Regions from separate parts of the Homo sapiens genome. Here region 2 is linked to region 1. Evidence: read pairs that join two places in POLR2A ChIA-PET (ENCODE). Cell type or tissue: B cell. All regions are shown on one strand. Links, peaks and the distances in the headings refer to the core of each region. The heading gives the core; the rest is flanking DNA.

Region 1 (17,308 bases), core at 9,309-17,308:
CACACCCACATAATTTTTGTGTTCTTTGTAGAGACGGGGTCTCCCTATGTTGCCTAGGTTTGTCTTAAACTCCTGGGCTCAAGTGATTTGCCTGCCTCTGCTTCTCAAATTTCTGAGATTTTAACATGAGCCACTGTGCCCATACTTTGCTCATATTTTTTTCTTTCTTTCTTTTTTTTTTTTTTTTGAGATGGAGTCCTGCTCTGTCCCCCAGGCTGGAGTGAAATGGCGCGACCTTGGCTAACTGCAACCTTTGCCTCCTGGGTTAAAGCGATTCTCCTGCCTTAGCCTCCTGTGTAGCTGGGATTCCAGGCACCCGCCACCACGCCCAGCTAATTTTTTTTTTTTTTTGAGATGGAATCTCGCTCTGTTGCCCAGGCCGGAGTGCAGTGGCACGATCTTGGCTCACTGCAAGCTCCACCTCCTGGGTTCATGCCATCCTCCTGCGTCAGCCTCCCGAGCAGCTGGGACCACAGGTGCCCACCACGACCCCTGCCTAATTTTTTGTATTTTTAGTAGAGATGGGGTTTCACTGTGTTAGCCAGGATGGTCTCCATCTCCTGACCTCATGATCTGCCCGCCTCGGCCTCCCAAAGTGCTGGGATTACAGGCGTGAACCACCGCGCCTGGCCAACTTTTGTATTTTTAGTAGAGACGGGGTTTCACCATGTTGGTGAGGCTGATCTCGAATTCCTGACCTCAGGTGATCCGCCCGCTCCGGCCTCCCAAAGTGCTGGGATTAGAGGCGTGAGCCACTGCGCCCGGCCCCCTTGCTTATATTTCTTAACAGAGTATCTTGAAAAGACCTTGGCTCTGATGTAGTTGATAAGATTAACAGCGGTAGACACGACTTCTGTGAGGATTGCTAATTGAGCATTTGATGCCATTGCATGTTGATGCAGAAATTAGAGAGTCATACCTAGTAAGGCATGAAGGTAGTTTCTTTAAGCAGCTCCATCCAAGCAGGAAGTACTATTGTTTTATCTTTTTTTTCTTCCTTTGGAGACAGGATCATGCTCTGTCACACAGGCTGTAGTGCAGTGGTGCAATCATGGCTCACTGCTGTCTCAAACTTCTAGCCTCAAGTGATCCTTCTATCTCAGACCCCCAAAGTATTGGCATTACAGGCATGAGCCACTGAACCCAGTCCCTATTTTGTTTATCTTTTTTTTTTTTTTGCCAAAGGAATTTTCACTGTGGTAGTCTTTGCAGTTTCTTAAAATTACTTTAAAAATAAGATTACTCTAATAATGTCAGGGCACACATAGTGAATGAAAGGCAGGAGTTGGCTGCACTTGCAGGCAGTCATTCATCCAGTTGCAAACTAAAAGAAAAGAATATTGCCACCAGTTCCAGTTTCAATGGCCGCTCTTAAAATATTGGAGAACAAAAAGGTGGTCTGGAATAGATAGCATTATTCAACAGAAGGACTACTTTACTTTCTTTCTCTGCTCTGAGCTATAAACCAGCTTAACCAGGTAAGGTGGCTTCTTTAAGTTCTCTCCAGTATGGAATGTGTTTTCTTCCCATTTGGCAATGTGATAAACAGCTTTATGGGTGCTTCAAAAACAAAACTGTTTGGAGGCAACTATGTTTTAGTTACACAGCCTTCTTAGAAGTAAGATCGTTATCTGAAATACTTATTGTTTGGAATGTCGTAAGGCACTCCTTGAATGTTGGTAATAAGCATCCACTGGCACTTACCATGTGGTGAAGCATTGTAGCTTAAATGTTAATCATGGCAATTATAAAAGTAAAAACAAAATATTTGTGAGCTTCATTATAGTTTTTCCCTGACATTGTCTGATAGATGAACACAATTGCGTTGGCAGAGTACGTGGTCTTTAATTCATATTATTGGGAAACTTCTTGATGTTATCACATGGCAAGGATGATTGCGTATTATTTGACCATATAGATTGTAACATAGCAATCAGGATGATTTTATATTATTTGATCATATATATTGACATCCTATGCTACTTCATGCATATTTTGAGTGAAATACAATAGTTTTTAAAGTAACAGAAAGAAATCAAAGAAAAAAATATTTACAACCCCACACAACATATCAGTGGGACCTCCTAGTGGTGAGAGGTCTCGGAGTCATCTTACTTTGAGATTGGTTTAAGGAGGAAAGAGTATGGAGATTACATGATAGTGCTTTTAAATATTTAAAAGATTATCTTATAGAAGAAGAGTGATACTCTTTTTTAAGTCCAGAGGATATAGAAGGACAAATGAAAATTATAAAATGGCCTGCTTCCAGTCAATATAAAGAAGATTTTCTTTCAGACTAAGTTTCACTCTTGTTGCCCAGGCTGCAGTGCGATGGCACGCTCTCGGCTCACTGCAACCTCCATCTCCCAGGTTCAAGCAATTCTCCTGCCTCAGCCTCCCGAGGAGCTGGGATTACAGGCATAGGCCACCATGCTCGGCTAATTTTGTGTTTTCAGTAGAGACAGGGTTTCTCCATGTTGATCAGGCTGGTCTCAAACTCCTGACCTCAGGTGATCCACCTGCCTCAGCCTCCCAAAGTGCTGGGATTACAGGCCTGAGCCACCACGCCTGGCAATATAAGGAAGATTTTCAAACAGAGCCTCCCATCAATAAAATGGGCCGTTTTGCAAAACTTCCTCCTCTTGGAAGAGGGAGCACTGGGTCCATTCACTGTTAAAACACCTAACTTGCATTGTGACTTCTATTTAATCTCTGGTTCCCTATTTATTTGCCTATGAGGTCATTCACTTAAGTGAAGCAGGTAGACCACAGGTAAGACTGGCCCAGGAGTCAGACTGAATGGCAAGTGTGATCTAGGACAAGTGACCCAACTCTTCTATACTTCAGTTTCTTCATTTATAAAATGGAGATAATAGTTCTCACCTCCTTATAGGAATGTTGTAAGAATCGAATGAGTTTATATCATAAGTGCCTGACAAGTACTCAGATGTTAGGTTCGAACACCCAGCAGCCTGTGTGTCACATGGTCAACACCTATGTTGCGGACAGATGTACTAGGAAGAAGCTGAACAGCCATGTTTGGTGATCTTGTGGAAAGAATTCCTGGTTTTGAGAGCATAGATGGATTCCCTAATTTCTAAAAACCATAGTGCTCTGGAGTTAGGAACCTGGGATAACAAGAATTTAGAGTAAGTGCCATGTGTATGTAAGGAACACAGAAGTTTCAGGGCTGCTTGTGGAAGACTTTACCTTCTCCTGAGTTTATATAGTGGCTTTCCCTGTTGGAAGGTGTAGTGCATAATATTTTCTAGCTTCATTTTGTTGCTTCTGAATAGATAAACATTTTTTTATTTGTATACCCTAATTTGTTAGGTTCCAAAAGTTGTCATTTCATCTTGTTGATTCACTTCTGCCTTACTGAGGTCTCAACCTATAATTATTGGATTTCCGATGAGCTAATACACAAACCTTTGTGAACTTTTTCTGTGCCCTGGAATGTGTTCAGTACGTTTACAGTACTGGTTATATTAAGATCCAGAATGTCTGATTACTAGCGCTTGTGAGGAATCACTTTTTTGTTCATTTATGGTTCAGAGTGTGGTCCCTGGAGTCACACTCCTTGCATTTGAATCAGTTCTGCTGCTTCTTGCCTCAGTCTTTGGGCCAGTTCTGTAACTATTCTGAACACATTTCCTCATGGGTGAAGTAGAATTGCTAAAAGCACCAGCTTCACTGGCTGTTTTGAGGATTAAGTGAATCGATATGTTTAGTGCAGAGCCGGGCATCGGCAAGTCCTTAATAAATGTTGGCGCTCCTTCTCAGGATTATTAGTCTTTCACTGATCTCTTGCACATTGTGTGTTGGTACTAATCCAGTTCCCAGAGTACTGAACTGAATAACATACGGAGTACAAGAGCCCTTCCCTTAAAGCTCCCTTCTTCTAGTGGGTGGATTACAATAGAATTAGGTGGTAAATGCCATAGAGTGTGAATATTGATCTGGGCCAGAATTCAAACTAACTCAATAATGGTCTGATTAAAGCATTTAACAGAGAGACTGGACTTAAACATCCCAGAAAGCATTTGCCTTTTTAAACAGATTAACTGTAGAGGATTGACACCTTGTAGGGATGAAGTGGGGGACTCACCTTTTCATTCCCAAAGTGTTTTTGTTTTTTTGTCTTCCCTTCTTCCTCCCTCTTCCTTCCACTTCTTCCTGCCTTAGCCCACTTCTCTAAGAAAATAAATGCAGAGGACCTGCTCTGCCCACAGGCACAGTGCCCACATGGCCCCAATTCCTCCACCTGGAGGAGGGGCACCACACGTAGGATCATGCCCAACAGAGTCCTTATTATGAAAAGTGTGGCAAGGTTGACCTAGTAAGCTGTAAATTACTGCCCAGAGATACAAAAGGGCTTCTGTCGTATTGTATGCAGTTTAGGATCTTTTCATGTTTTAAGTCTGAAGATCTCTTTTGTTCATATAATGTCAGCTTATGTTGCTTTAGGCTTTTTTTTATAAGTATAGAGGAATAATTGAGGCATTTGATTTATATATATATGAAATTCTTATTAAGAACTGCCTTCATTTGTCTACATCAGTAATAAATATATATATATCTAGAAGTTTTATCTGATGTCTAAAATGTCCTGGTTGTTCCAGAATTGGATTGTGGTTAGTTGACCGTAATAACAGCTAGTTTTCTACAGCTAAAAATATTGCGGAGAGAATAACAGTAAAAGAGTAAAAGCATAATTTTGTCATCAGTGGTTAGATATGTAAACATTAAGGGTTAGACCTAGAAATATATTTGGTATAAAATTGAAGAAATCTATCAAATAACTATTTGAACTGGTACCAAGGGTACTTTTTCCTTTAAAGAGTGTATTTTTTGTGCATTAAATAAATTTAGTTGCACTAAATTACCATTTTGCCTGTGTAGCATTTTAATTCTTTTTATTTTTTCTTTTCATTTTCAGCTTATGGAAAAGTATTTCTAGTTCGTAAAATAAGTGGCCATGATACTGGAAAGCTGTATGCCATGAAAGTTTTGAAAAAGGCAACAATCGTTCAAAAGGCCAAAACCACAGAGCATACAAGGACAGAACGACAAGTCCTGGAACACATTAGGCAGTCGCCATTTTTGGTAACATTACATTATGCTTTCCAGACAGAAACCAAACTTCATCTCATTTTAGGTAAGTGTCAGTTGTTATCAGACTTTTTATGAAAACACTTTTCTTTGGGTCTTAAGTTATAATGTACTTAAAGGGCAAGATACTATGGACTTAGAAGAAGTGAAATATTTTGATTCTCATTCTTTGTGGTGGCATCTCCTGGAATATCATGCATTGCTCTGGATTTGAGGCCTCCCATTATGCCATTATGGAAGAATTTACCTCCTTCTATTCCACACTCTTTTCTTAGTCTTTTTTTCTTTTCTTTTTTTGAGGCAGAGTCTGGCTCTGTCACCCAGGCTGGAGTGCAGTGGCACAATCTCAGCTCATTGCAACCTCCGCCTCCCAGGTTCAGGTGATTCTCCTTCATCAGCCTCCTGAGTAGCTGGGACTACAGGCATGCACCACCATGCCCAGCTAATTTTTGTATTTTAAGTAGAGATGGGGTTTTGCCATATTGGCCAGCCTGCTCTCGAACTCCAGACCTCAAGTGATCTGCCCGCCTTGGCCTCCCAAAGTGCTGGGATTACAGCTGTGAACTGTCACTTCCAGCCTTTCCTTTATTAATGTTAAGAAACATTTGAATTGTTAGGGGTATCTACCTCCCTGAGCAGTATGCTTCCATTCAAATGTGAGGAACTGATTGGTGAAGTGGGCCAATTTCTGCTTTAGGAGTTCTCAGAATGAACAGGTTTAGGCTGACAAGGGGACGGACGTTCATGGAAACCAGTAATGGAGAAAAAGAAAAAAGAAAGAAAAGACTTCTGTTCCTAGAGATGCTTTGCATTCCTGGTGAAAAACTTGATTAGCTACTAATCAGTCAGCCCTTTACACTCCCATTTCCACCCTAGGCACTTTCTGAATCCATTCCTTTCTCAAATAGAGCTGGACCTTTATATATGATCTTTGGGAAAGTCCTCACACACATTCCCAGACTGCTTTGCAGAAAAGTTCCACCATCTTCTGTTCCCACTAGAGAAATGGCAGTGCTTCTAGTGTTCTACCATCGTTGAAGATTTTATCTGTTACCATTTTGGTCCCGTGCTTGTTTTAATTTGCATGTATGTGATATAACTCTCTCCTAGAATTATGGTAAGGATTAAATGAGCTAGAATTTCACATAGTGCTTTGCAAGTATTAGCTATTTCTTGAGTGCCTACAGTATGCCAGCCATTACACTAGGTGTATTCCATAATATCACTGACCCACACAAAGGCACTGCAGGATCCCCTCATTAGTGATGTCCACATTCTGGAAGCTGTATGTCCTGAAGTTACGTATCTTGTGTATGCTTGAAGATTGGAGCTCAAGTCTGAATCATTCCAATGTCTGTCTTCTGTTTCCCTAAATTGCTGCCTGTATTCTTTGATTATTGGTAATACAAACTGGTTTTTTAATATATATTTGGCCATTTTATTGAGTGCTTTTATATTAGAAATTATATTTTTATTAATGATACCTAAGATTGCATTCACCTTTTGAGCCATGATGTTACACTTCATGCTCATTTTGCAATGCTTACCATCAATTAACAATTCTAAATCTTTATTCATGTAGGACACACTCTCTTCTCTCCTCTTAAGAGTCCCCATTAATGTTATCATTTGCCTATTGTTCCAGTGAGTCAATATAATTTGGCCCTTCATTCTGCCTCCTGTGTGTATCTGCTATGTTATTGATTTTTTTGATATATATGTCTTCAGTATCTACCCACATGAACAACAAGACTGTTGTAGGTGACAGAGCATTCTAATACAGCGGTTTCAAACATTTTTAGTGCAGGACCCTTCCCTCAAATGAACACACAGAAATTCAAATGGAAAACAAATGGAAAGGAGTAGCTCTGCTTGTATCTGGGCCTAAGGGTACCAAGCCCTACCGGTTTATTTCTATTCTTTACCCTAGAATTTCCAGGAAAGCCTTAGGAAGTCCATGAGGACTGTTTGAGAAATGATTATCTTTTCAAGTTTCTCCCTTGACAATAAACTCATAAAAGTTAAATCATGTGTCTAAGGTTGTCCGAGTCAGAAGCTGGTAAGAAAACAGGTTCCTGGACTCTGCACCATTACTCTCTAGCCTGCCCCCGCCCTTTCTGTCTCCTCTCTTTTTTTTTTTTTTTTTTTTCTGTTCTCTTAACTATACTCAATATGCTTTTTAAAATTATTTAAAATTGTAATTTTTTTATAAAACATGTTAAATTTAGAAGTAAATAGATAAGAGTGAAATATTTTGTATTAGACTAGAAAACAGTAGTCCTTAATCATGTTGCTTTTTCGTTATTGGCTCTCCATTACTTTTGGCCTTTGTCATTGGCCCTAAATAAACAAATCCAAAACAAAACAAGAAAACCCATTTTTTTATGCTAAGTCAAGAATGGAACGTGAACTGGACAACATATTCATTCCACAGTGAGTGAGGCATTGCATTTAGAAATCATGCCCTTCTATCTTCTGTTCACATTAATTTATTTAACACAATTATTCTTTGTGCCTGTTTCAGCAGTTGACTTTTAAAGATGAAAACTTTTCAGGAATTTAGAAGAGGACCATAGACTGTTTTAATGGTTCAGTTATTTGTTTGCAGTGCCCTAATGCACACTAGGTCAGTTTCCCAAATATCGTGCTATACACTTGGTCCCTATATTAGTTTGCTAGGGCTGGGTGGCTTAAACAATAGACATTTATTTTCTCACAGTACTGGAGGCTGGAAGTCCAAGATCAATGTGCCACTAGGGTTGGTTTCTCCCACGGCCTCTTTCCTTGGCTTGCAGATGGCCACTGTCTTACCACCTCTTCACATGTTGTCCCCCTACGCATGTGTGCCCCTGGTATCTCTTTTTGTGCCCAAATTTCTTCTTCCTGTAAGGACACCAGTCAGATTGCTTTGGGGTCCACCCTAGGGGCCTCATTTTAACTCCATTTACAGTCACATTCTAAGGTACTGGAGGCTAGGACTTCAACATAATGAGTTTTGGGAAGATACAGTTCAGCCTGTAACAGTCCCAAAAGGTTTATTGGTTGACTGACTTTATCCAGCTTTTTGTGAGGTATTAGCAAGAACTTACATGTCTAGCTCTTCAGGAACCTTGCTAACAGTTTGTCTGATGACTAAGTAAATACTATAAATCTTTTTTTTTTTAAATATGTGTTTTCTTAAAGTTTTATTACTGCAAAGGCAGTATATATGCATACAGAAAATACAGGACAGCAAAAATAAGAAAATAAAAACTTATTTTCACTACCCAGCATGAACCTTATTATATACCCCTCTGTTATCAGTATATATTCTTCTAGGTCTTTTTGTCTGTATGTCTATCTGTGTGTTTTATCAAAATGAGTTTGTCCCGTATATGATTTGTAAGCAGATCTTTCCGTTAATGATATCTACCTTTCCCAGCTAATAAATTTTCATTTAAAACCCAGTTGTACAAGTTATTTATTGCTGTATAACAAACCACCTAAAATTTCATAGCTTAAACAATGATTTATTTTCTCATGATCCCATGGGTTGGCTGAGCAGTTCTCTAATGGTTAGCCTGGGCTCACTCACCTGGTGTTCAGATGGAGAGTTGGCTGGGCTGTGAGGTCCAAGATGGTTTCATTCTCATGTCTGGTAATTGGTGCTAGCTGTTAGCTGGGCCACCTCTTTTCTCCTCCATATGGCCTCTCATCCTCCAGTACAGTAGATCAGCTTTTTCATAGCATGGTAGTATCAGGGCAGCTAGCAACTACTGCCAAGAGGGCAAAAGTGGAGGCTGCAGGGCCTCCTGAGCCTGGACACTGGAACTCACATAGCTTCACTGTCAACACAAGACCAGCCTGGATTCACGGGATGCAGAAATAGACTTCACCTCTTGAAGAGGGGAACTAGAAAGAATTCATGGCCATTTGTCACACAAGTCCATTTTCATATTTTACTAATTGTAACATAATTATGCTTTACAGCTGTTTGTCCAATCCAGGAATGCTCACTTGGTTGTGTCCTTATAGTATCTTTTAACTTATTCCTGCCTCTGCTGAATTCTAGTAGTAATTGGGAAGCTAGATCTAAAGTCTCAATAGGTTAAACTTAAACGTTTTGAGCTGGAATACACCATAAATGATGTTATGTATTTCATGTTATATCACGTTAGGAGAAACCTATTATCCGATTTTTCCCAATTAGTGATTCTAAGATTAGATTACATAGTGACAGCCTGATCCCTTCATCATAAGGTTATATTTTTTCTCCTAGAAGTGAAAATATTCTGTGTGGTGTTTGGACACTATTTTTTTTTTTTTTTTTTTTTTGAGATGGAGTCTCACTCTGTCACCTTGACTGTAGTGCAGTGGTGCAATCTTGGCCCACTGCAGCCTCCACCTCCTGGGTTCAAGTGATTCTCCTCCCTCAGCCTCCCGAGTAGCTGGGATTATAGGCACCTGCCACCACACCTGGCTAATTTTTGTATTTTTAGTAGAGACGGGGTTTCACTGTGTTGGCCAGGCTGGTCTTGAACTCCTGACCCTCAGGTGATCCGCACGCCTTGGCCTCCCAAAGTGCTGGGATTACAGGCGTGAACCACCACGCCCGCCCTGATACTGGTTTTAACATAATATAACGTGGTTGTAATGTAACATAACATATGAACACCATATAATTCATAAAGCTTTTCCTTGTTCTTTTTTTTATTCCTGCACAGTCCTTCGTTCCATTCCATTGTATACTTAACTGGTTCCCTGTGAAGGGATCCTTGGGTTATTGTTTATTATCTTTTCTTATGAGGATGCTTCAGGGATAACTTGCACGTATGTCATTTTCTACTTGTTTGGGGGAAAAAACCTGTAGGCTTGATGAAGGGAGATTGCTGGGTCTGTGTTTTCACCATCTCTTCTTTTTTTTTTTTCGAGATGGAGTCTCGCTCTGTTGCCCAGGCTGGAGCGCAGTGATGTTGATCTCGGCTCACTGCAACCTCTGCCTCCTGGGTTCAAGTGATTCTCCTGACTCAGCCTCCTGAGTAGCTGGGACTACAGATGCATGCCACCACACCTGGCTAATTTTTGTATTTTTTCAGTAGAGACAGGGTTTCACCATGTTGGCTAGGCTGGTCTCCAACTCCTGACCTCAAGTGATCTGCCCACCTCGGCCTCCAAAAGTGCTGGGATGACAGGCATGGGCCACCACACCCATCCTTTTTTGCCATCTCTAATTTTGCCAAATACACTTCCATAGAAGTTGTACCATTTTACATTCCCATCAGCATTGTTTGAGAGTGCCTGTTTCTCCACAGAACGTATTCTCAAACTTCTGGGCATTTGCCTGTCTCATAGGTGAGTAGTAGTGTCTCATTGTAGAGTTAATTTTCTTTTTTTCTTTACTGAATGAGGCCGAACATCTTTTCACATGCTTAAAAAGCCATATGTATTTTTTCTGAGAATTATCTATTTGTACCCTTTGCCTCTTTTTTTCCTCTCAATTTCTAGGAGCTCATAAAGTAATTAATCATTTCTGGTAGGCATTGTAAATACTTTCCCGTTTCCCATGTATTTTTTTGAGTTTGGTTATGATGCATTTACCATGCAAAAATTTATGTATAGTAAAATTTATTTTTAAAATTATTTTTATGGCTTGTGATTTTGAGTCATAGTCAGAAGACCTCCTCTACTCCTCTACTGAGTTTATAAAGGAATTAACTGATGTCTTCTTCCAGTACTTGCATGGTTTTATTTTTTGCATAGAGAACTTGGATCCATGTGGATGGCGTATGACATGAAATAAGGATCCAACTTAATCTTTTTCAAATAGCTAATTTTCCCAACACTGTTTAGTTAAAAGTCCACATTTACATTGAGTTGAGGTGCTTCCTTTTTCCTCTATGAAATTCTCATATATGTTTGGGTCTATTTGATTTTTTTCTGTTTGGTTTGTTAAGTCATGTACCAGTACTATACTGTTTTAATTTATCAAGGTTTTACAATGTATTTTAATTCTTGGTAAGGTTAGTTGCCCTCTGCCCCTGATCTTTCATTGCCTTTATTTTTCAGAGCTTTTTGGAGGACTCTTCCTGTTGGTTTATTTTTCAGCATGAACTTTAGAATCACATTGTCTGGTTTTGGGGGGAAAAACCGTAAGGTATTTTCACTGGAATTGCTGTAAATTAAAAAATTAATTTAGGGAGACTTGACATTTTTATGATATTGGTTATTCCAATTCAAGAACATGGTATGTTTGCTGATGTTGAAATCCTTCTAAGACCTTCAGGTGTGTTTTAGCATTTACTTCCTAGCCATGTTTCTTAACTGAATCTTAGATATTCTGTCATCTGTTGCTTTTGTAAATGGGGTCTTCTCTTCCACCATACCTTCTAGCTGAAAGCTATTACTTTTATATATTAGTTCTATATCCTGCTATCTTACTACATTTTCCTACCTTCCCACATTGCTCATGTCTTGCCCAGTTCCTTCTTAGCCTGCCCTGAACCATGTTGTTTGGTGTATATGGGTTTTCTTTCTCTCAGTTTTGCTGAAGGAGTAGGTCATGGAGGTTTACAGCTTTTCTTGCTGTTTTTAAAGATGTTTTAGGAGCAGATGTGGAGATTCATGTCTAGGCTGCCATCATGTGCCTACTAGTATTTATGGCTCACTGTAGACTTCTTGATGGGGCTTGTTCCATTGGGATTAAATTCGCCTTGTTTGCACAGGCTTCTCCAAATGATAAGATTATTACAATGTTAGTATTATCTTGCCATTTGCTTACCTGTGACATTTTGCTTTTAGTAACCAGATACGGAATAGACTAGCATTTCTACTTGAACTGAGTATGTGTGATTGTTTCCTACAATATGCTGTATTTACTGGTAGTTGCCTTCTCTTTATTTATATTGTATCTGTCATCTTGTAAATCAGGCATCAGGACTTTGACCAGTGAAGGGCTAGATGGTAAATATTTTAGGCTTTGCAAGCCTTAAGGTCTCTTTGACCATAGGCAGTAGTGAATAAATAGGCATGGTAGGGTTCCAATAATTTTTTTTTCTTTTTGAGATGGAGTTCACTGTCGCCTAGGCTGGAGTGCAGTGGCGTGATCTCGGCTCATTGCAACCTCTCCCTTCCAGGTTCAAGCGATTCTCCTGCCTCAGCCTCCCGAGTAGCTGGGTTTACAGGCATGTGCCACCTCACCTGGCTAATTTCTGTATTTTTAGTAGGGACAGGGTTTCACCATGCTGGCCAGGCTGGTCTTGAACTCCTGGCATCGGTAATCTGCTCGCCCTGGCCTCCCAAAGTGCTGGGATTCCAGGCATGAGCCACCGTGCCTGGCCCAAGTTCCAATAAAATTTTATTTACAAAAATGGTGGTGGACCAGATTTGGCCTCTGGTCTGTAATTTGTTGACCCCTGCTTTAAAGTTATCTATTGTTAAGTCACATTTCTGGTTTTTTTTTTTAATTCAACAACATTAATATCTTTTAAGCCTCTGATTTATAGCTAATGATATTGGATTTGGTGGATTTTTCCCTTTATATTTCTTTTACTTTTCCCAAATCTTGTAACGTGGAGATCATGTCTCCTTTTATAACTTTTTCTGTACCTGTGCATGGTTACAACAAGAGATATAAAAATATTTTTATCTGTTCTCTCTCTCTTAAAACTCATATTTATTTCAACTAACACTGAGAGGGAATTCTATGTGGAAAATAATCTGTAAAAATAATTTTTCTTTTGATGTTTTCTGGTTTCTGTTAGTGGTGATTTTGTTGAAACACCAGCTGATCTATGACTGTAATAAATTGTTACATTAATCAGAATTCACAAGATGTTAAATAAGCAAATCACCAAAGTGTTTGTAAAGGTAATGCCAAGGATCATTCCCAATAATGAATGCCATCCCAGCCTTGTAGACAGTTTTGTGATCATGAGTCATTCTTTCAATGGAGTTAAGAGGTATTTAAAAATTAAAGTTTCACTTTTGAGTATTGGTTTCATCTCAATAATTGTAAGGGTGAGCAATAATTGTAATTGCTGAGATGGTAACAGAATGGTTCATGATATATTACAGTCACTAGTATGACGAAACAGACAGTAACTGAAAACACTTCCTTGCTTTGAAGTAAATATGACTAATTCACAAGATTGATAAGATGTTCTTAGTCAGAACTTTGTAATGATTTTGATAAGCTGAAATGCATTTATAGAGTGTACTATTAGAATGTTGAGCTAAAACCAAACAAAAATAAACTGAGATGGTTTTGGCATGACATTAAAAAGAAATGACTTTCAGGTTTGTGTGGCATGTCACGTTAAGACTATATTTTAGATAGAAGATAAGAAAAGGGAGCTATCAAGAGAGATTTGGGTGGTCCAGAGGAGAAAGAGTAGGTAGAAATGAGAACAGGAGGTATGGGAGTTCATGGAAGTGAAGCATATCAGAAGGAAGAGGAAAATTTGTAGGAAAAAAAATAAAAAGAAGACCAAGTAACAGTGCAGAGAGAGAGAGAAAAAAAGAGAGAAGTGGTCTGAATCATAGGGGGCATGTGGGAATTAATAACAGCTCTTTGGAAGGTGCCACCATTTAAGAAGAAATATGAGAGAGAGAAATTCTAAGTAGGAGAATTTGAAATAGAAAGCTTAGATGTCTAGAGGTCAGCCAGAGTATTACTGGAAATAAGTAGGTGTTTGGGTGTTTGGAGAGTGAAAGCAGAACAGAATCTTTCCTTGAAAGCAGGAGATGTAGGATTTCTGTTAACTCTACGACTTCCCCTCCTACAAGCTGACTTCCATGCAATTGCACGAGCAAGACATAGCCTTAAAATAAGCTTGCTAGCCCTTTCTGTGGTTATCCTTTTGCATCTTAAATGGAAAATGGGCTATTTAGGCTGTAGTTTTTAGTAATACTTTAAAGCTTATGTAACCCAATGTCTCTGTGAATTTCACTTTCTCCATCTGCTAATAAAAGTGTATGAACTGCAGAACAATGGAGAGATTTCTGAGTTCAACGTTAAGTCAAATCAGATGTGCAAAGACGAGCAGCCTGAAACTGTGCAACAGTATGTACTTAGAAAGTCAGAATTTTGATGGAGAGCACGTGCTGTTTTACCCTAACGTTAATTCCATAAGGTATTAATTGTCAGAATGATATGAGTTGCTTAAGAATCTTGGAAATTTTGTAGAGATCTTCAGTTCAAATTCTCAGAATTAATTTACTGTTTTAAGAAACAAATTTACTGGTTTAAAGGCTATTTTTCTCTCCTCCATTCTCTACCTGCCTTTCCATATACATACAAACACACATACACACACACGGCTTGCTATTCTGAATCCAAGAAGGAAATATTATTTCATAATAACAAAGTGAAATCTACTTGCTACTGTTAAATATCTGCATAAATTATGTGTCATTGAAATGAAATATAAATTGTTTTCCTAATATGAAAGATGTGTGACCTAAATTAAAGGGCTATTATTCTGCTAAAATAAAAAGATTGTTTTGGTTATTAACTGTGTGATCTTGAACAAGACACTTAAGTTATAAGCATGATCTACAAGTTGCTAATATATCAGTTGTCTTTTTCTGCATAACTAACCCAAAATTCAGTGGGTTAACATAACCATTTTTGAGGGGCTCAATTTGGGCTGATCCATAGAGGCAGTTTTTGTGCTATTTTGCTGCCTTTGAAACACTCTTTTCCTTTTTGCCCTTTGCAAAGGGCATAAAGTTAAGTAATATGAGGACTGAAAAGTATTCATTGACTCTAGTAACAAGAGGTTATTTTTAGCTTTAAGTTATGGTGTTATCATGGAGGTAGAAGTTGTACTGTAGTATGTTAAGGAATGAATAGAGGCTGTGGTAGACTGAATAATGTCCTCCCAGAGATGCCCACATTCTAATCCCCCAGGACCTGTCAGTATGTTGAGCTACATGGTAAAGAAGAATTAAGATTACAGATGAAATTAAGACCACTAATCAGCTGACTCTAAAATTGAGAGATTATTCTGAATTATCTGGTGTGGGGCCAATGTAACCACAAGGGTCCTTACACAATAGGAAGAGGGAGGGAGGGAGGAGAGAGGAGGGTGAGAGGGAGATGTGTCTACAGAGAAGGTCAGGTGATGCAATGTGAGAAGTGACTCAGCTGCCATAGCTGCCTTTTAGGATGAGGGAAGGGACCAGAAGCCAAGGAATGTGGGTGGCCTGTATCTAGAAGCTAGAAAAGGCCAGGAAACAGATTTTTCCCTGGAGCCCCAGAAGAAACGCAGTCCTGCTGACACCTTGATTTTAGTCCAGTGATGTCCATGTCAGACTTCGAGTGTACAAAATTATAAAATAATAAATTCATAGTGTTTACGCCACTAAGTCTGTGGTAACTTCCTATAGCAGCAATATGAAGGGAACAGTGGGTAAGGAGCATCAGCCATGTAGACCACGCTTTAAAGAAGTTTGGCAGTAAAATAAAGAAGAAAGACAAGATGGGACACGTGGGATTTAGGGAGGATGGTAGTGTGTTTTAAAATGGGAGAAATTTTATGTTTTTGAATTTTCACATTATTTGTGTGATTTCTGTGTTATTTTTATGCTTCTTAGAGACACAGTATCAGAGTGCTTCATCTGGCATTCCAAATACCAGAACATAAAAATCTTTAAAAGCAAGTTAATTGCACTTGAATAAAAACCAGATATCTCTGCAATTTTAAAACTTAGGATTGCACTGAAATATCAGTTATATAAGAAAATCTCTCTTTAGCTTAATACTAAGTAATTAGACCCTGGTAGTACTTTATGGAAATATATGTTAAACATTCATAAGTCTTAAAATTATGACCACATTGAGTATGTAAGTCAGGGCACAATAAATTTGATTTTTATATTTAAGTCATTATAATTAAGCTTGACAGTATTTTTCAAGTCTATAAATTGTAACTGATGCCTGTAAATAATAATAGGAGCTATTAGTTATTATTTAACAAATGCCTACTGTATGCCTGGCTCATAATCCTCAGTAGCTCATTTAATCCTCATGACAATCTTATGTGGAAGTTAGAATTATTTATATTAATATTTTGCAGTTATAGAATATTAGTCATCCTACATATAAAGAAGACCATTTAAGAAATACAAAGGAATTAAGATATAATCATTTACATGACATTTCTTTTAATCAAGAAACAAATCATTGGCACAAGGATCATATAAGGTATTCCATTGTATGGACTGTAAGTCAATTTCAATGGGATGATAAATGTTTTTTGGAAGGGTCACATTAATGAAATTTGCCTGACAGCTTCTGAGAACATGTATTAGAGTTAGCCCTACCTATTTATTTTTAATTATTGTCATAAAGATGGACTATTGATAGTTTTCTTTTGTTCTTCAGTTGTAAACAGAATAAGTCTGAAGACTTATCCTGAATTTATCTCTTGGAAGAGCTCAGAACTTGAGACATGCCCATCAAGAAAGATGTTCTTACTGTTATTACCAGTTCTCTTTTGCTTTCTCTCTTCTTTTCTATTTCTTTCTACTCTTTATCAATGCTGAAACTTAAGATGAAGAATCTACCTTAATACTTATGTGGCTACGGCAGTTAGTTACTGCAATATTACATGTTTACTCATTCCTTGCAACTAGTATTAGTGCCTTGTATTCGATAGGGCTAGACCCTGTGCCTGGCAGAGAGAAAATTGTCCTTGGACTTTAGTCTGCCTCTTTGGTGCCAGATCCCAACTTGACTTTCTGGCAGAATACATGTAAATTAGCTTTTAGAATAAAATGTACAATATGTAAATAAAGAGGTATGACTCCGTTGGTACACTGTACTCTCTAAAGCTTAATTTTGTATGTGCCTACTATTTTAGAAGCTTTGGAGATATTTTTTATGTCTTTAGGAATTTTGTGTTCTTCCCCCTACTCAAACATCTCTTCATCTTCCTCTACTAACAGAAAGGGTTAGTATTCTATGAGTAACTGTGTGCATAAACTCCTGAAATGCTTTATTTATCCTTTCCTCTAAAGTAAAACCTTCTGTTTTTGGAGGATGTTGCTTCTCTAGCAGCCCCTGTCACAGAAGACCACCTTCCTGTACTCAACAACATGATGATAGTTAAACATCATTTTAAAAAATCATTTCTCAACAGAGTCTTGTTTTTCAAAGAGCTTTTCTAAGCCACTTCCCTCAATTCTGTAGCTAATTGACTCCCAGGACACATAT
Region 2 (11,011 bases), core at 1-8,000, 150 kb before region 1:
TCTAGCTACTTGGGAGGCTGAGGTGGGAGGATGGCTTGAGATTGGGAGGTTGAGGCTGTAGTGAGCCATACTTGTGCCACTGCACTTCAGCCTGGGTGACAGAGGGAAATTCTATCTCAAAAAAAAAAAAAAAAAAAAAGAGTATCATCAAGGCCTGACTGAGAAGAATGTACATCGGCCAGCTTTGCTTGGATGTGGGCAGCCTGTACCACACTGGGGTGTTGCATTTCTGGAATTGTTTATGTGGAAAAGGCCATGGATGGATGCCAGGCAGTCAAGGGGTGGAGTGCAGTGGCTATTTATTTCTGCCCTACAGGGGGTGGAATGTGGCCCCCAAAGAGATAAATCCAAGTCCCAACCCTCACCCCATACCTGTGAATATGACTTTATTTGGAAAACGGGTCTTTGTAGATGCAATTAAGTGAAAGATCTTGAGATGAGATTATTATGGATTAATTGAGTGGACCCTAAAACCAGTAACATATTTTTTTGTGTGTGGTGGAGATGGGGTCTTGCTATATTGCCCAGGCTTGTCTCAAACTCCTGGGCTCAAGCAGTTCTCCCACCTTGGCCTCCCAAAGTGCTGAGATAACAGGCCTGAGCCACCGCACCTGGTCTGACACGTTTTTTGTTTTTTCAATGTGTAGGGCATTTGTTTGTAGGGAGGTCACAAGCTCTGTGTCCCTTGTCACAATGACCCCAGATTCCTATTGGGTGTGTTGTAAACAGAGGAGGCATTCTTCGGGCCCCCTGCTCTGAGCACACCCCAACACATGTAATTATAAGAAGGCACAGACATGACAGGAGAAACACAGAAGGGGCCATCCTGTGAAGATGGAGGCAGAGATTGGAGTGACGCAGCTACAGTCCAAGGAACTCCAAGGATTTCCTGGGGCCACAGAAGCTGCAAGAGGCAAGGAAGGATCATTCCCTAGAGGCATCAGAGGGAATATAGTCCCCCTAATACATTGACGTAGAACTCCTACCCCCCAGAGCTGTGAGATAAGAGATTTCTGTTGCTTTTAGCCACCAAGTAAGTTGGGATTTGTTGTGGCAGCCCTAAGAAACCATTACGTGCCCAGCAAATTGGAAAAGTGTCCCCCAGTACCCAGTGGGGCTGTCAGTCACTATCTCAGACCTAGGTGACAATCAAAATAGCCCATCCTCCTTAGCACAATGCTTGGGTTGAGGATGGTCACATGACCCCAGCTAGCCAACCAGAGTTATCCTTTGAATTTGTTTTGTTTTGTTTTGTTTTTTAGAGACTGTGTCCTGCTCTGTCACCCAGGCTAGAGTACAGTGGCAAGATCTCGGCTCACTGCAGCCTCTATCTCCTCGGTTCAAGCAATTCTCCTGACTCAGCCTCCTGAGTAGCCCAGGCTCGGCTAATTTTTGTATTTTTAGTAGAGACAGGATTTCACCATTTTGGCCAGGCTGATCTTGAACTCCTGACCTCAGGTGATCCGCCTGCCTTGGTCTCCCAAAGTGTTGGGATTACAGGAGTGAGCCACTGTGCCCAACCTTAACCTTTGTATTTGTATAGCTGTCGGGAAAGAAGTATTTCTTACCTCTGAAACTGCTAGACACAGGGACAATGTGAGCATAGGCTGCCAGTGGTCATTTGTCACCCCACAGAGAGAGCTGGCTCGAGAAGGAAGCCAACAGAGAAGAAAGCAGAGAGCCAAGAGTAAAAAGAGGCAGGGCTTGACGCTGTCATCCCTGGCCCTACAAGCAACCCTATCTAAACACAGTTCTATCTCTGGACAAACAACCTTACCTAAACACAGATCTATCTCTGGGCTTTTCTGCCAGTCACTTCCCCTTTTCTGCTCAAATCCATTTGAGACAGGATCGCAGCCATTCCAGAGGGCAGAGTCTGCAGCAAGTACGTGTTTGAAATGCTTGTTCCCCGGTGCCGTAAAGAAATAGTACTTGAACATAAATTTAATTTCCTCAGCAAGGCCATTTTTACACTTTCTGCAGAAAGGGTACACTCGCCAGTAGTTGTGCCCCATGAGTATATAGAACAAAGGAGACAGGGTCATTTATAACCTGACTCGTCCACCCTACTGCTGTGTCCAGTTTCCATTGGCTGGAATGGGACCTCAGATCCTGTATTTGTCCCAATTGGCTGGCAACTTAGAACCTTTTAAAAGAGGCAAAGGCAGAGGAGAACAAAGGAAGGAGGAAGTAACTTGTGCAATGTTGAGAAAGGTAAAAACACCTTCAAATAAGGAAGAGGAACAGGCTATGACCTAATACTTGCTTGGACCAGTATAAGCATGCCAGGGCAAATATTCAGGCTAAATTGTGGGAGCTAAGAACATTAAAGTACATTGATTTCTTTATTATGGATAGCAGATATTTAAGAATGTTAGCACAGGTCTTTGAATAAATTTTGCTTCTAAGAGAAGTTACTATTTATTCCTAATTAGATGGGAAGGAAAGTCTCTGAAGAGGAACCTCTACTTCACTTTTTACTGATGTCTCAAGTACAGCAGGTAAAAATCTCATCAGAACAAACAACAAAGGCTTCTATGAAACAGGCTGATTTGTTTCTGATTAACCACAGAATCAGAGTGAGTTACAACCAACCCCTGTGTAACAGGACACTTTCCTTGGCCCGGGCAACACGGCCTTCCACCAGCACTTTCTTCAGGCCTCAGAGAACTCGTGGTTGAAAAAAGCCATGCCATTCACAGAAAGCCTAATCTGCCATGAATTAACAAGCAGCTATGCCCACAGTGGACCTGTTTCCTACCTCCAGCCTGAAGTCCTGCTGAACTGTCAACCCCATAGACCAAATGCAGTAATACAATAAATGTGGAAACCCCAGAGAGAAGAGGAGGCATCAGGAGGAGGGAGGATGGTGCTTCCATCTGCTCAGCTCCTTGACAGCAAATTAGTGAGGAGCAGCTGCTTCACTCCCAGTTAGCTGGGTCTGCTGCTTTTAAAAGTCTGACTATTGGCAGGGTGTGGTGGCTCACGCCTGTAATCCCAGCACTTTGGGAGGCCGAGGTGGGTGGATCACGAGGTCAGGAGATCGAGACCATCCCAGCCAACATGGTGAAACCCCGTCACTACTAAAAATACAAAAATTAGCCGGGCATGATGGCGTGCGACTGTAGTCCCAGCTACTCAGGAAGTTGAGGTAGGAAAATCGCTTGAACCCGGGAGGCAGAGGTTGCAGTAAGCCAAGATTGCACCACTGCACTCCAGCCTGGGTGACAGAGTGAGACTCCATCTCAAAAAAAAAAAAAAAAAAGTCTGATTATTAAAGCCAAAAGATGCGCTGTTAAAACATTGAAAAAAACAGGCTGGATGCAGTGGCTCATGCGTGTAATCCCAGCACTTTGGCAGGCCAAGGCAGGCGAACTGTTTGAGCCCAGAAGTTCAAGACTAGCCTAGCAACATGGCGAAACCCTGTCTCTACAAAAAATCAGCTGGCTGTGGCGGTGCACACCTGTAGTCTCAGCTACCTGGGAAGCTGAGGTCAGAGGATCATCTACACCCAGGGGGTTGAGGTTGCAGTGAGCCATGACTGTGCCACTGCACTCTAGCCTGAGGGACAAAGTGAGACCCTGTCTTGAAAAAAATAATCAGAAACAACCTAAAGTGCTGTTACAATGGACCTAAACTTGATGCACTAGGCTCCATGAGTGAGAGTTTAACGTTTCTGGAAGCATACAGTTCATTCTTTTTTTTTTTAACTGTCTCCACCTCATCTCTCCCAACCTAGCGCGTCAGTATGACAGTTTTCCCAAACAGGGCTGCTCCGTTTCTAAATATTCACAAGTGCCATTTGCCAGGGCCTGCCAGGGCAGCGTTTATTGCTTCAAGATGTGCGCTAATATCAAGTGGCTTTGCAGCATGGGAATATGCTTGGCTGGGCCCCTCCGTTTACTGTCTAACTGATACCTTGGAATCCTGCTCTTATAAATGTTCTGTTGTGTGTTCGTTACTTGACATTTTTGGAAACACCCAAGTTAGACCTATAAAAATGGATTGACTCCTCTGTGATGATCCAGGTACTCATGATACTTCAAGTCTGGTGGCCGTCACTAGTAACTAAGGTGGTGTGGGCCGAACAGAGTTCTCCCTGAGCACAGCGAGCAACTCTTGATTGTCTCTGTGGCTCAGGTGCCTGTCTCCTGCTAAGCCTAAGTCCTCGAAAGACAGGGACTGTGTCTTATCTGTCTTTATGGCCCACAAACCCAGAGTAGTGCCGGCTACATAGTGAGTGCCTCTTTGCTGAATGAAATGCAGCCTTAAGAAAAGAAAGAACTAGCCAAGCACCGTGGCTCACGCCTGTAATCCCAGCACTTTGGGAGGCTGAGGCAGGTGGATCACAAGGTCAGGAGTTTGAGACCAGCCTGGCCAATATAGTGAAACTTTGTCTCTACTAAAAATACAAAAATTAGCCAGACATGGTGGCAGGCGCCTACAGTCCCAGCTACTCCTACTCAGGAGGCTGAGGCAGGAGAATCACTTGAACCCGGGAGGTGGAGGTTGCAGTAAGCCGAGATCGAGCCACTTCACTCCAGTCTGGGCGACAGAGTGAGACTCTATCTCAAAAAAAAAAAAAAAAAACTTTTTTCTTTTATTATAGTTAAAATACACATAACATTGACCATCTTAATCATTTTAAAGTGTACAATTCAGTAACATTAAATACACTCACAGTGATATGCAATGTCATAATTTTTAATTTAAAATAAAAAAAATCTTTCTTTTTTTCTTTTAAAGGTACAATGGCTCACGCCTGTAATCCTAACACTTTGGGAGGCCAAGGCGGGAGGATTGACTGAGCCCAGAAGTTTGAGACCAGCCTGTGCAACACAGTGGAACCCCATCTCTACAAAAAATAAAAAATTAGCTGGGCAGGGTGGCACGTACCTGTGTTCCCAGCTACTCAGGAGACTGAGGTGGGAGCCCGGGAGGTCAAGGCTGAAGTGAGCTGTGGTTGTTGAACCACTGCACTCCAGCCTGGGGAACAGGGTGGGACCCTGTCTCAAAAAAAAAAATAAAAAAATAAAAAGCTCCTTAATAAAATTACTCTAAATAGGTTAACAGTTTTTTCTAAGAGAAAAAAAAAAGATATCATACAGAGCCTGATTTCAAGGCAATCTAGACAACAAGGTGTGAATACTGTTCTCCACTAAATACAACTGCTATCACTTCTTAGCTCTTCTGTGATCATCTCCCAGTGCTCAAAACGTATTCATCAAGCAAATGTGTTGAGCACTCTGTTAGATGATGGGAATAAACAGATGAGCAGACATGGCCAGTGCCTGTGAGGTGCTTAAAGACCAGAGAAGAGACAGATGCTTACTTCTAATTCCCCATGCTATACTGTGAACCTCTTAAGGGTAGGGGTTTTTGTCATTTTTTTCCCCCTGCTCTATCCCCAGTATACTGAACAGTGCCTGGCACACTATAGGCATTTTAAAAATACTTGATGATAGATAAATAATGAAAATCTGGCTGGGGAAGTAGGAGAAGCCTTCACTGAAGACATTAGTTGAGTTTGTTCTTGAAATTATTATTATTATTATTATTATTATTATTATTATTATTATTATTTTTGAGATGGAGTCTCACTCTGTCACCCAGGCTGGAGTGCAGTGGCGCGATCGCCACCACATCTGGCTAATTTTTGTATTTTTAGTAGAGATAGGGTTTCACCATGTTGGCCAGGCTGGTCTCGAACTCCTGATTTCAGGTGATCCACCCACCTCGGCCTCCCAACGTGCTGAGATTACAGGCGTGAGCCACTGCGCCCAGCCAAAAATATTATTTCTTGAAGAAAGAGTTACAGACATCCCCACAGGAGAGGAGGGTCTTCTCAGAAGCTTAGGTACAGAGCAGGTAGCATGATTGGAGGTGGAGTAGGACATGGAAAGAGCCATACAGTTCACTCTTTTGCCATTTACAGAGCACTTTCTGTGTGTCGGGAAATGTGCTTAAGCACTGGAGCTGCTAATGAGGAAGAGGCAAGGAAAACTGTGTTGACAGTGTCAGGCAGGTATGGCCTGGGAGACATTGCATGAGCTTTGACAGACAGCTGGAAATCAGCACTAGGAGAAAGGCTGAAGAAGTCTCTGTAGGTGACAGTGTGAGTGGTTGGCACACCTGGGGTAAAGAGGGAGAGGGGCTGGGAAGATAGACAAAGAGATGCTTGGGAGGGAGCATGTGCATAACCTGAAGGAGTATGAGCTTCATCTAAGAGCCCCAGGAGCACTAAGGGTAGGAGGATCCCCTGAACAGGCAGCACTTGGTGGAGGATGAATGTGAAGAAGAACATCCCTCAGAGACCCTCTGTCGTAAGTATTTGAGAAGCAATCCAGGCTTTCCCCAAAGTGAGAGAATGAGAGGAAGGGCTGATTTGAGGAACTGGAAGAGGTAGACTTGCCAGAACCTGATACCTGATTGAATGTATGCAAAAGGTGCAACGAAAGAAAGGAATCACAAATAATTATCAGGGCCAGGTGGGGTGGCTCATGCCTGTAATCCCAGCACTTTGGGAGGCTGAGGCAGGTGGCTCACCTGAGGACAGAGTTCAAGACCAGCCTGGCCAACATGGTGAAATGCTGTCTCTACTAAAAATACAAAAATTAGCCAGGCGCGGTGGTGGGTGCCTGTAATCCCTGCTACTCAGGAGGCTGAGGCAGGAGAATGGCTTGGACCCAGGAGGTAGAGGCTGCAGGTTGCAGTGAGCTGAGATAGCGTGATTGCACTGCAGCCTGGGTGACAAGAGTGAAACTCCATCTCAAAAAACAATAATAATAATAATTATCAGATTTCTTTTTCCTGGGATGGGCAACTAGCTAACTGTGCCATTCATGAAAATAAATACAAGAAGAGACTGATGAGGAATTTGGTTTTAGAATGCTAAGTAGGAGGAGCCTGTGAGACAGCCCCAGGCAGAGGTCCATGACAGGGTGGACATTCAGCACCAGAAGTCAGGAAGGACACCTGCCCGGAGGAGGGAGAGCTGCGAGTCATCAGCTTTTGCGTGGCTGAGGACACTAAGTGTATTAGTCAGGGTTCTCTAGATGGGACAGGACTAACATGACGAGGAGTTTATTAAGGAGTATTGACTCACACCATCACAAGGTTAAGTCCCACAATAGGCTGTCTGCAAGCCGAGGAGCAGGGAAGCCAATCCAAGTCCCAAAACCTCAAAAGTAGGGAAGCCAACAATGCAGCCTTCAGTCTCAGGCCAAAGCCCTGAGAGCCCCTGGCAAACCACTGGTGTAAGTCCAAGAGTCCAAAGCTGAAGAACTTGGAGTCAGATGTTTGAGGGCAGGAAGCATCCAGCACGGGAGAAAGATGAAGACTGAAAGACTCAGCCAGTCTAGTCCTTCCATGTTCCTCTGCCTGCTTTTGTCCTAGATGAGCTGGCAGCTGATTATATGGTGCCCACCCAGACTGAGGGCGGGTCTGCCTCTCCCAGTTCACTGACTCAAATGTTAATCTCCTTTTGGCAACACCCTCACAGGAACAAGACTTTACATCCTTCAATCCAATCCAGTTGACACTCAACATTAAGCCATCACACCGAGGGAGAGGGCAAAAGGCAGGAAGGGCTGTGGGTGGAACACAGAGACCCAGAGGATATTTAGGGAGTGAGTGGAACAGGAGGTCTCTTTGAAGGAAATGGAAAAAAAATGTCTAGCAAAGTAGGGTGGGAACTTAGAAAGAGTAGCACTGCAGTGAGAAAGAGTCTTCAGGTATGGGAGCACAGTGGTACCAAAGGTCCAGAAAGACAAGGTCAGATCAAGGTAGAAAAGCCTGGGAAATTTGGTCAGGGAAACAGAGTGGGTCAGGGAATATGAGTGAAAGGATATGTACAACTCTGAGGTATATCATTTAGAAGGGAGCTGTTTGCCCTCTAATTCCTCCCCTCTTCGCACTACAGGCAGGAACAGAAGGTGAAGGTGATGTTGAGTCACTTTTGACTATGCAGAAAAGGGAGCAACAAGATGGAGGAAGCTGGGTTCCTGAATGACCCTGTGGAGCAGAGTTGTTTGCCTGTCCTGGACTGACCATTTACCTCTTAGCTATTATGTGAAAGAGGAAAAATCTTCTACCCTTTTTGAGCAAATGTATTTTGGGATCTTTTTTACAATTTAGCCTGTACCCTAACTAATACAGAGTATCTCCCAAAGGCACAGATAATAATAATTTTAGTAGTAGTAGTATAATTTAAAAAAATTTTTTTTAACTTTTTAGGTAGACTTTTTAGGGTCTCACTATGTTGCCCAGGCTGGTTTCGAACTCCCAAGTTCAAGCAATCCTCCTTCCTTGGCCTCACAAAGTGCTGGGATTACAGGCATGAGCCACCGTGCCTGGCCCCACTGATAGGAATATTTCTTGAAAGTATAAACCAAAAGTAAAATTCTAAGCCCTTCAACCAATTGAATGGACCCCCTTTCAGCCAAGGGCATTCCAAAGAAACCTGAAATACTAGTCCAGGCCATGATGGGAGGTGAATGGCTGAACATGCCTCATTATCCCCCACCACTTGGGAGTTTAGATACAACTGACCAGCATTAACATTAAAACAGAGATCTTAAGACAGATAAAAGAGACTCTTTGTAGCCATAAGATACCAAATTCCAACCTGACTCTATCAAATGACAGATAAAGAAGGAAATCAAAATATCTTACCCCCAAATATGTTTCTTCACCATATTTTGAAACTGCTTTTTGTATCTGTAAATCTATTAACTAGCTCTTTCCCCTTCCAAGTCCTCCCACCTTGAAGAGAGTTATGAAGAGTCTGGCACCTTTTAAGGCCTGATAAGAGAGATTCACCTGTAACCCCAGCACTTCAGGAGGCCGAGGCAGGTGGATCACTTGGAGGTCAGGAGTTCAAGACCAATGTGGCCAACATGGTGAAACCCTGGCTCTACTAAAAATCTAAAAATACAAAAATTAGCCAGGCGTGGTGGGGGTGGTGGTGCCTGTAATCCCAGCTACTTGGGAGGCTGAAGGAGGTGAATCGCTTGAACCCAGGAGGTGGAGGGTGCAGTGAGCCAAGATCATCCCACTGTACTCTAGCCTGGACAACAGAGTGAGACTCCGTCTAAAAAAAAAAAGGGGGGGGGGGGGCGGGGAGAATTTACCATCCATTCTCTCTGAAGTCTGCTACCTGGAAGCTTCATCTACATAACAAGAACCTTGGCCCTTGGCTTCCACAACCCCTTTTATCTTGAATCCAAGCATTTCTTCCTGCTAACTTCAACTTTAGGCAAAGCTTAACTCATTTAACTAATTACCAATTGGGAAATCTTTGAATCTACCTATGACCTGAATACCTCAATTCTGGACTGAATCAATCAAACCAATGTGTACTTCACATGTATTGATTGATGTCTATGTCTTCCTAAACTGCATAAAACCAAGCTGTATCCCAACCATGTCAGGCACATGTTCTCAGGACCTCCAGGGTCCTCATGTTTGCCTCAGAATAAGTCTCTTCAAATATTTTACAGTTTGGCGTGTGTGTGTGTGTGTGTGTGTGTATGTGTGTGTGTGTGTATGTGAACAAAAGCTTACTCTGTGCCAGGCATTGTTCTAAACACTTTTCATGTACTATGTCATTTAATCCATACAACACTCCCTAGATGAGGGCTGTTATCCCTATTTTACAGAAAAGGAAGCACAGGATGATTCAGTACTTTGCCTAAAGACTCATAGGTATTGAGTGGCCAAACCAGCAGTCAAGCCCAAGTGTCAGAGGCTTTCAAACCAGAGCCACTCCATCTCGAACAGGGGCTGGGTAAAATAAGGCTGAGACTTACTGGGCTGCATTCCCAGGAACTTAGGCATTCCTAGTCACAGGATGAGATAGGAGGTAGGCACAAGATACAGGTCACAAAGACCCTGCTGATAAAACACTTTGTGGTAAAGAAACCAGCCAAAACCAAGATAGCAATGAAAGTGACCTCTGGTCGTCCTCACTGCTTATTATACACTAACCATAATGCATTAGCATGCAAAAGACACTCCCACCAGCACCATGACAGTTTACAAATGCCATGACAATGTCTGGAAATTACCTTATTTTGTGTAAAGAGGAGAGAAACCCTCAGTTCCAGGAATTGCCCACCCGTTTCCTGGAACACTCATGAATAATCCATCCCTTGTTTAGCACATAATCAATAAATAACCGTTAAGTATACTCAGTCGAGCAGCCCATGCCACTGCTCTACCTATGGAGTAGCCGTTCTTTTTTTTTTTTTGAGACAGACTCTCACTCTGTCGCCAGGCTGGAGTGCAGTGGGGCGATTTCGGCTCACTGCAACCTCTGCCTCCTGGGTTCAAGCAATTCTCCTGCCTCAGCCTCCCAAATAGCTGGGATTACAGGTGCATACCACCACACCCAGCTAATTTTTGTATTTTTAATAGAGATGGGGTTTCACTATGTTGGCCAGGATGGTCTTGATCTCCTAACCTTGTGATCTGTCTGCCTTGGCCTCCCAAAGTGCTGGGATTTCAGGCATGAGCCACCACGCCCGGCCTATTCCTTTACTTTCTTAATAAACTTGCTTTCACTTCCACTTTGCTATGAACTTGCCCCCAGTTGCTTCTTGCACAAGGTCCAAGAACACTCTCGGGGTCTGGTTTGAGGCCCCTTTCTGGTAACACAAGTATTCTGGATTGAGATCATACTTTCAGTCACTATGCTTTTCAAAGCATAACTTTTTACAATTTCACACAGTCAAAAAGACACAGCTTGGTCTTCCAGAGAGCTGTGCCTGAATGTGAACCTCAACATTACTGAAGGACCAAGGGCAGTCATTTAGTTTCTCTACAATTCTGTTTCCTCCAAGACAGCATGAGGAGATCCAAATTACAGACTTCATGGAGCTTCTGGAAGGATAAAACAAATTCAAGTCTGTTTAAGAAATGCTTTGAAAGCTGTAAAGTGTGGCATAAATGAAATATTGCCTTAAGGCAGGTTGGAAAATCCTTAAACCCAAAATAAGAAAATAAACTTTTT

What was found. Peaks named below come from ENCODE experiments on the same cell type or tissue, not always from the same donor. Only the 100,000 strongest peaks of a DNase experiment are listed, where the experiment ranks them.
Region 2: POLR2A ChIA-PET joins it to region 1 with 6 read pairs; 4 of 35 experiments call an interaction of 5 or more read pairs at or near these places.

The regions. Positions count from the first base shown.
Region 1 is chr14:90,966,156-90,983,463 of GRCh38, reverse strand. It overlaps RPS6KA5 (ribosomal protein S6 kinase A5), which reads left to right. Exons shown (of 17, transcript NM_004755.4): 3 at 4,940-5,158. Among named protein-coding and RNA genes, the nearest start is that of RPS6KA5, 86 kb to the left of the region's middle. In B cell, for the core only: no CTCF peak of the experiment used is centred there; no DNase peak of the experiment used is centred there.
Region 2 is chr14:91,116,182-91,127,192 of GRCh38, reverse strand. The region is part of intron 1 of DGLUCY (D-glutamate cyclase); the gene reads right to left. SNORA11B (small nucleolar RNA, H/ACA box 11B) reads right to left here and starts at 767; the gene lies at 641-767. RefSeq lists enhancers at 6,649-7,848, 10,319-10,820. In B cell, for the core only: no CTCF peak of the experiment used is centred there; a DNase peak (open chromatin) is centred at 1,892; H3K27ac peaks cover 3,479 bases.